Regions from separate parts of the Homo sapiens genome. Here region 1 is linked to region 2. A link is a contact called in ENCODE Hi-C or POLR2A ChIA-PET data. All regions are on one chromosome and are shown on one strand. The core of a region is the stretch at or near the end of the contact, and the rest is flanking DNA. Distances in the headings are between cores, read along the strand shown.

Evidence for each region. A loop is a pair of places that touch in the nucleus more often than their neighbours do. ChIA-PET counts read pairs that join two places held with the same protein, here RNA polymerase II (POLR2A). Pooled maps may share reads with other maps.
Region 1: a map of endothelial cell of hepatic sinusoid shows a loop between it and region 2 (4-fold over the local background). The contact joins two enhancer-like sites. A Hi-C loop is called at or near these places in 1 of 168 maps with a recorded cell type or tissue (endothelial cell of hepatic sinusoid) and 2 of 50 pooled maps. POLR2A ChIA-PET finds 5 or more read pairs at or near these places in 3 of 52 experiments (A673, AG04449 and H1).

What each region holds. Positions count from the first base shown.
Region 1 is chr1:6,278,325-6,282,623 of GRCh38, reverse strand. It overlaps ACOT7 (acyl-CoA thioesterase 7), which reads left to right. Exons shown (of 9, transcript NM_007274.4): 8 at 1,338-1,522. Among named protein-coding and RNA genes, the nearest start is that of GPR153, 19 kb to the right of the region's middle. RefSeq lists enhancers at 1,449-1,998, 2,242-3,107. Within about 2 kb of position 1,683, at least 4 of the 41 ENCODE cell types and tissues checked have a DNase peak (open chromatin) inside an H3K27ac peak, as active enhancers do.
Region 2 is chr1:6,219,588-6,224,093 of GRCh38, reverse strand. ICMT (isoprenylcysteine carboxyl methyltransferase) reads left to right here. Exons shown (of 5, transcript NM_012405.4): 5 at 1-2,901. It overlaps RNF207 (ring finger protein 207), which reads right to left. Exons shown (of 18, transcript NM_207396.3): 18 at 2,795-4,506. Among named protein-coding and RNA genes, the nearest start is that of ICMT, 14 kb to the left of the region's middle. RefSeq lists a silencer at 4,443-4,506. Within about 2 kb of position 1,278, at least 5 of the 41 ENCODE cell types and tissues checked have a DNase peak (open chromatin) inside an H3K27ac peak, as active enhancers do.

The DNA.
Region 1 (4,299 bases), core at 434-2,933, 58 kb before region 2:
ACCTGGCCGCTTTCTCACTCTGGGTCTCTAAACCTGCCTTGTGAGGCTGGTCTCGGTGCAGCTAGGACACTGGGGGTTCCAGAGGCCACATTAAAAAGTCCCCGAAGCCAGATATATTTCCTGGGGAGCAAGTCCCAGCAGCCAGAGTCGGGCAGGGATATCCTTGAGCCTGGCCCAGAATAGAGGCCACGCTGGGCCGCCTGGGAGGGCATTCTGACCGCAGGGCAGCACTTGCCCCGGAAGTCCCCGGGGGTTTCTGCAGCCTGGTGGCCAGTGACATCGATGGTGACACCTTCCCGGGGCCCCAGGTCAGCTCTTGGCTTGAGTCCTTCCATCCCGTAGCTATCCCCCAGGCAGGGTGTCTCATGCCTGCCTATAGGGAAGAGCTGAGCTCCCTGAGATTAAGGGATTATGTTGAGGCCAGGTAGGAGGATGGAGCCCAGGCCGGGGAGGGTGGTGGGGGCAGAAGAGCAGCTCTGGGTCAGGAAGCTTCTGCCAGGATGGACTGTCGTGCCCTGGGGAGCGTGGGGCGTACAGAGAGGTTGGTTAGGGTTGAGGGGGAGAGAGGGACATGGGAACAATGTATGGGAACTGGTGACTTTGGACTTTGTCATGATTCACAGAGAAATGGGGCTGGTGCTTTGAGCATGGAGGACTCTGGCCAAGGGGTGTGGCATCCAGCAGCCCAGAGGAGGAAGCTTTGGTCCCGTGGGCGAGACCAGTGGGGCCAGAAGGGAGGCTTGGCATGCAGTCACATAAGATTCAATCCCACCAAGGGGCACGGGCAGCTGCCCTGTGTCACTGGAGCCCCTGAGGGTGGGAATGGCTGTGGAAGGTGATACAAGGTTCTGTCTTGGTGCTTGGAGCAGTGTAGTGGGGCAGCTGTGGCTCCGGTGGGCACCAGCAAGGCCAATGAATGGACAGTGCAGTTTGCAGATTTGGCCCTGACCTAAGGAAGGGCAGAGCCAGCCGACACCCACAGCTCCTGGAAGGCAGTCTGCGGCCTCCCCCGTGGGGGCACAGTGGCTCTGAAGCCTTTCAGCAGGTGCTGCCACTCCCGGCCAGGAGAGAGCCCGCCTGGGCGGGGGCTTGAACTCATGGCCACCAAAATCCTTCAGTGCTGAATTTTAGCGTAGATAAACCTGCTCACTAGAAAGATAAACATTCATGGGCAACTAACGACACATTCTAATATTCTGTTATTTGAACATCTGGTAGTCAGCCAAGCCACTGCTTCCCCTAACCAAGTGTCTGCCTGCTGACCACAGAAACGCCAGTGTCCCCCGCCCAGCCGTGGGGTGGAGGCCGCCCTGACCCCCGCCCTCCCTTCTCCACAGGCTGCGTCATCACCATCTCGGGACGCATGACCTTCACGAGCAATAAGTCCATGGAGATCGAGGTGTTGGTGGACGCCGACCCTGTTGTGGACAGCTCTCAGAAGCGCTACCGGGCCGCCAGTGCCTTCTTCACCTACGTGTCGCTGAGCCAGGAAGGCAGGTCGCTGCCTGTGCCCCAGCTGGTGGTGAGTGCGCATCCTTGGAACGGCGGCCCCTCCCTGCCAGGCAGCCCTAGGGTCCCTGTGTTTGGGCCTCCAGGGGGAATCTGTGCCTGCATGAGTCCTGTCCTGTCAGTAGGGGTCAGAGTAGGGCTGGGCCTGGCCACTGCCGTGACCGGTGACCTCGGGCTGCGGGGCTGATCCGGTGAGGCCTTGAGAAGGAACGCTTCATAACCAGCGGGTAGGCCTTTGGGCTGTACTCCCAGGGCCCGTGGGGTGGGGCTGGGCAGACAGGACAAGAGAGACAGACCCCTTTAAGAGCGCCTTAGCATGGCTGCTGCCTGGGCGTCCAGGTCGCCTCTGAGTGTGGCGCCTTGGTGTTCCCTGGCATTGTGTAAGAATGCTGGAGGGGGATGAGGACCGTGCCCTGGGTCCCCCATCCTCTGCTGAAGGGCCTGCTGGGAAGCTGGAGGGGTGGGCTCCCTCCAGGTGGTCCTGGCCTGCAGGTCCTGCCTGATGAGACCAAGCCAGGCTGGTGGGCTCTGGGCTGAGGGTCCCAGCCCCTTGGCCTTTCTCCTCCTCATGCAGGGCAGGTGGGGTGGGCGTGTGCAGGCCACACGCACTCGTTCACAGGGGCTGCTGCCCCCAGGTGTCCACATCCCCTGAGCTCTGCCACGTTTGAGAGCTGGTGGTTCTCCGCCTGGCATGGACTCTGTAGGGTCACAGACATCGACAGGGTTCGCGCGGCCCAAAGAGGCAGCTTCCCTGTCTCTGTCATAAGAACAGAGGTTCCCCATCCTGGCTGACCCCAGGGGCTCTGCAGCCTTTGGGGTGGTCCTGATTTCTCTTTGAACCAGCTCTTGTGTCTGTCACTGAGGGGAGCAAGAGGAAAGCAGAGCTGTAGGAGCTTCCTGCCCCTCCGGGGAGCGAGGATGCGGGAACAGAGCAGCTGGGAGCAGGCGGGTGCCCGCAGGCCTCTTGGGAGCTGGCGTTCTCATGGAAGTGGCCAGGCAGGCACCACGGCCCTGCGAGGCTGACCCCTGATTCCAGAGGTTCTCGAGGCCCCTGCCCCCGCGGCGTCTGCTCCCCACGCAGATCCGCAAGCATTTGCTGCTCAGCCTCCCGGAGAGGAGCGTGCACTGAAATCTCTGGGGCGAACATGCACTGAAAACCCATTCCTCTCAGAGCCTGGAGCACGGCCTGTCGCTTCCCCACATGGCTGAGGAGGGCCGCCGAGTCGCCCCAGCTGCTTTGTTTCCCAGTCGAGGCTGAGGCCCCTCCAAGCCCCTCTCCCAGCCCTGCCCCTTCCTGGAGTGGAGGAGCTCATGCCTCACCAGGGCCCGTGGTGGTAGCGCCAGGTGTGGTGTGTGAGCTGTCAGGCCCAGCGAGTACCCTCCGCTGCCAACTCCAGGCCAGCTCTTCGCTGGAGTTGGGTGCCGGCCTCTCCCAGGTCGGGTGGGCTGAGTAGAGGAGCTGATGGTGAACCTGGACTTGATGGATGAGGAGGACTCGGCCAGGCTGAAAGGAAGGAAAGTGAGTGGTGGGTGCCCCCAGCACGGCACTAACACAATGCCTGTGACCCACCCTTGCATGACTCTCGTGACCAGGCCCCTCTTTGACTTGGGGCTTACGAGGCATGCTCCCCTTCTGGTGCGAGGACTGCTCCATGCCTTCAGCCCCACAGCCTCTTCTGTGGCAAAGTACCCTAGGCTGCCACCCTCCTGCCCCATCAGGGCTGGCTCTGCTGCCTGCTCCTTCCTCCCTCATCTGCCCCCACCCCTCCCCATTTACTTGTAAGCCTACCCGCCTTGCCCTGGCCCACCGTGCCACCCATCGGCCCTTGGCAGGATGGTGTCCTCCCTCCACGTCGCCTGGGCTGGTCCGCAGTCGTTCCTCAGCCCCTGACCCTGCTATGAGGCTCCAGCCTCCTCTGTCCTTGACCTTCAGCCCTGTGTCTGGTTCTCCTTTCACCTTGGACACGCCTTCTCCAAACTTGCCTGCTTTTCTCGGCCATGAAGTATGGGCTCCACTCCCACCTGGGCCCGCTCTGGTCTCTCCCCATGGACCCGACGCCCCTCCCATGACGCTTTTCAGCGTGGCTGCTGTCTGTCCTGATGCTGAATCCCCCACCTGACCCAGGCACATTTCCGAAGCTCTCTCCTTCCCCGCCCCCTACCTCTTCCTGCCTCCTGGACAAACTTTCCCAGTTCTGTCTTCCCTCTGCGGGCAGCATGGACAGACGCAAGGACACGCCCTGTCTGCTGTCCGCTCCCTGTCTGTAGCACAGCTGACCAGGCCCTCAGTGAAGCCTGCGCTCCCTGGATGGGGGACCCTGTAGTGTCTGTAGGGATACTCCAGCCTCCCCGGCCACCACACGGTCCCCGAACCCTTGGCTTTGACATGTCCTAACCTGTGGCCCTTCTCTCCTGGGGTGGTCAGATCCATGGTCTGTGCCTCGAGCATCGCCTGTGTGTTGTATTGACTCCCAAATTGACTTGGCCAGTGCTGCCCCTCAACAGGGTTCCCAAAAGCATCACAAATACAGTTTGTCCTGAATGGAACTCATTATCACACCCGCAAAAAAATCCCTCTCCGCCTCTGTGCTGCTCTGGAAGTCTGGGAACCCAGCTGGCTCCTCCCTACTCCCCCCATGCCCACGCCCACCCAGTGCCGCTCCACTCCTCTCCCGAACAGCTCTTACTGCCCCGTCCCCATGGGGCCCCTGCTCAGTCCTCAGCTGCTCCTTCCTCTGTTCCTGGTGCTCTCAATGTGACCCTTCCCTGCAGCCCAGGAAACTGGTCATC
Region 2 (4,506 bases), core at 29-2,528:
TCATGTCATTTCAAACTGTTTTCCAAAGGGATTTGAGCATATACAACTACAAATCCAAGCAGATTGACTCTCAAAAATAATCTTAAATACTGCAAATAGTCCCAACTAAGATTCAGTCAGTATGTTTGTTTTGCAAGTTTGGGAGAGTAAGTTGGCTTTGAGTCACACATCGAAGCTTTAAGAGGTGAGACGCTGGCTTCATTCTGGACTAGACAGGAACTTGGCCTCAGCGTGAGATCCTGCCATGCAGTGTTGCGGTGGCACTGAAGAAGTGTGAATGTGAAGGCGGCGTCGGCGCGGGGCCAGAGCACCACTCTGCTGCCCCACCACGCGGCCTGTGAGGAGCCACTAAACCTTTCCGTGCCTAGACCTCCCCATCTGTGGAATGGGGTCAATACCACCTACCTCACAGGGGTGTTGTGAGGACTGAGAAGAACAATGTCAAATGTTTTTAATACTCAGATGTGGGAGCGACATCAATGAAATCTGTACTGTATGAAAGCTACACAAAAATGGGCAGACATTTGGTTAATTGTGCCAGATACCTAAAATGTATGTTCAGAAAAGCATTTTATCAACTCAGAAATATGACTTATTTCTAGATTTCATGGCTTAATGAATTTTTTCATTGTTATATATACCAAAGAGGCTTACGGGTTCATTGATTGGTTTGAAAACCAGACAGACGGCCGGGCGCGGTGGCTCACGCCTGTAATCCCAGCAATTTGGGAGGCCAAGGCGGGTGGATCATGAGGTCAGGCGTTCGAGACCAGCCTGGCCAACATGATAAAACCCCGTCTCTACTAAAAATACAAAAAAATAGCTGGGCGTGCTGGCGGGTGCCTGTAATCCCAGCTACTCAGGAGGCTGAGACAGGAGAATCCTTTGAACCCAGGAGGCGGAGGTTGCAGTGAGTTGAGATCGGGCCTTTGCACTTCAGTCTGGGCAACAGGGCGAGACTCCATCTCAAAAAACAACAACAACAACAAAAAAAACCGGACGGACTTGCCCATCGGCCCTCACGACACGCGTGCAGTGGGACTCTAGCCAAGGCGGTGGCCGAGCCATCATTACAATTTTTCTGGAGTAAAGGATCCACGGTGGGACATCAACTGGCACTTACTCTGTTTAGGAACTTGAGTTGAATCATTTCTAAACTTGTCCTTTAGACCACGCCTAGGGCAGCAAATTCCACTTCCTAGAACTGCAAACCGGGAGAGGATGTAGTTAGATTCTGGCATCCTGCCCCGGCTCTTTGAGGGAAAAGTTCTTTCCCCTGCTCTAAGTAGGGCGGGCCCAGCCTCCATTCCCATTGGGAGCCATGAAGTTGTCTTGTTGATAGGTCTAGGGCAGCTGTTGGCAGCTGCTGGCCTTGTGGATGGTAAGCTGACTGTGTTGGCATTTAATGCCATCCTCCATCTGCCAGAGGCCCAGGAAGCCCACCTTCACACCAGGCCCACCAGCTGGAAGGAGCCCAGGAGGCAGGTCTTAGGGTTTCATGGTGAAATGCTGTCTGACACCAGGGAAAACTTGACGTACTCTGCTTTGGAGAGGAATTCCAGGGGTAGGGATGGTGGGAGAACATTCCCACCCTGTTTATAATCCCAGAGCAGAAGTCAGCAATTACTTAGGGATAAAAGATGAACTCCATTTTTTTTATTTTCTTAAGACAGTCTTGCTCTGTGGCCCAGGCTGGAGGCTGGAGTGCAGTGGCACCATTTCGGCTCACCGCAACCTCTGCCTCCCGGGTTCAAGCGATTCTCCTGCCTCAGCCTCCTGAGTAGCTGGGATTACAGGCTTGGGCCACCATGCCCAGCTAATTTTTTTGTATTTTTAGTAGAGACGGGGTTTCACCATGATGGCCAGGCTGGTCTCGAACTCCTGACCTCAAGTGATCCACGCGCCTCGGCCTCCCAAAGTGCTGGGATTACAGGCGTGAGCCACCACGCCCAGCCAAGATGAACTCCTTAAGGACAGGATTTGGTAAGTGATTGACTTCTTTTTAGTTCCATGATCTTGAGATTATTTTTAGCTTTATAAATTTAGCAGTGGCAGGGCCCGTGGAGAATCAGGTTAATGAGGTAAAGGCTTTCTGGGTATTTGCTGCCAAGGCCACATCACCAATTTTCTCGATTTAAAAAACTGTCAAGAGATTTATTTTTCCATTGCAGGTTTTAAAGTGGAGATTCTGAAGTGGAAAATAGGTACTGTCAGAACAAAGCTACCTGGAAACAGCATAGAGTGAAGCCTTTCGTGAGGGCTTGCAGGCCGCTGCTGAGTGGCAGTTTACAGAAGAGGTCGCGGGGTGAGCCTCTTAGCAGGACAGAAAACAAGGCAGCAGCGCACCTGCCACCCCTTCACGAGCTGCTCCTTGAGCCTAAAAAGTAGGCTTTATTCATCCCTTCTGTTCATTTACCAACCTGGGGGATTGATACGACCGGGGAAAATGTTCCTAAACCAGGAAGCTGCGTTAGCCGATCAGGCTTTGTAAGATCTCGCCAACAGCTAGCTGCTTAGGAGTACCCCCACGATACGCACAGCACACCACTGTCCCTTCACTGCACTTTCTTCCTGCCTTAGGTAGTTGGGCTTGCCCACCCTAGTTTGCTTTTGTAGTGGTTTGGCAAGGTTAGAAGGCCTCGGCCTCTCTGTCATGCTGGGAAGTGCCTACTCTCTGGGCCACTGCTGCAGAGGCCGTGGCACTTGTCATGGGTTTGGAAGACCCAGCCATCTGCAGCAGAGGCAGCCTATCCCATTGCAAGGAGAGGAACTGAACGGAGTAATTATTCTACTCTTCTTTTTACATAAATGTTTATTTAAATATTCTAAATTGGATTTTCTTTCACAGATACTGATTATTCTTTCCAGTTCTTAAATAAAACTGCACTTGATTTCACTCAACCACAGTGTGATTGTCTGGGATGTGAAACTCTGAGGTCACTCTTGGGTAAGAAGCGTCTTAAGCCTTTAGCCTCAAACGACGTGTGTTTGGCCTCCTCAATTTCTTTCTGAATTCCTACCTCTAACCAGTTGTAATGATAATTCCTTTTGCCCTGCAGGCCACCACATAGGTTTGTAAGGCCTTGGAACAGGAGCCTCAGTGCCCCTGAAGTAGCAGGTGCAGGGACAGTGGACGTCAATGTGAGTGATGTGTTATGTGTTGAATGTGCTGCCATGTTAGCACGTAGACCCATTTGCTGTTAATCACTGAATCAAGCTGAATATTTGCTTAAATGTGACTATCTGGGCATCATTTTGCCACAAAAACTTGTAAAATTTTACGTCACGTGGGTTACTTTTTAAAAAGCATTTATTAAGCTCCTCTAAATGAAAAGGATACTGTGGAGAAATGGAAAACTGCTGGGAAAAAACTACTAGAAAAAAGGTTGCTGCCACCCAGTGCCTTGCTATCAACGGAAGTCGGACTCAGGAGGGCTGCAGGAGTTTGGGAAAGCAGCGAAGTTGTAACTGAGACCATCTGCCACATAAGCTGGCCAGGTGCTAACCCCTGGCTTTAGGAGCTCTGCCCTTGCTGGAAAGGGAGAGAAGCTGGAGCAAACGTTCCTCATCCTTCCATGAGTCACTGCTCAGATTACTGTGTGGAACTTCCCAGTAGCACCAGGTTAACAGTGGGACTGTTATTCCGGAGGAACTGGATTCCTTTGCAATAGGGCAGGTGCCACTCAGTGGTGGAGTCTTGTTACCTAAAACCGGCACACCCTGACATACCACACTCTGCCCAGCACAGGGCCTGGCACACCGACGCTCGGTGCGTAGGTGTGGAACTAGCGAGGGATTTCTTGCTGGATTGTCACTCCCTGATGTTTTCCATGTGGACTGGGAGTCATCCCAAGCTACTGTGACAAGGACGAAGACTTCATGCCATGCAAACACGGGGAAAATCAAAACTGCCCAAGCCAAAGGATCTGAAATTATGGCCTGTCAGAGCTTCTGGGTTTTACTCTTGACAAATGATTACCTTTTAAAGAAATAACCGGCCGGGCACAGTGGCTTACCCCTGTAATCCCAGCATTTTGGGAGGCCGAGGTGGGCGGATCACCTGAGGTTGGGAGTTCGAGGCCAGCCTGACCAACATGGAGAAACCCCCTCTCTACTTAAAATACAAAAAATTAGCCGGGTGTGATGGTACATGCCTGTAATCCCAGCTACTCTGGGGGCTGAGGTAGGAGAATCGCTTGAACCTGGGAGGCGGAGGTTGCGGTGAGCCAGAGATTGCGCCATTGCACTCCAGCCTGGGCAACAAAGAGTGAAATTCTGTCTTAAAAACAACAACAACATTGGCCAGGCGCGGTGACTCACCCCTGTAATCTCAGCACTTTGGGAGGCTGAGGCAGGTGGATCACCTGAGGTCTGGCGTTTGAGACCAGCCTGGCCAACATGGTGAAACCCCATCTCTACTAAAAATACAAAAAATTAGCGGGGCGTGGTGTCAGGCGCCTGTAATCCCAGCTACTCGGGAGGCTGAGGCAGGAGAATCGCTTGAAC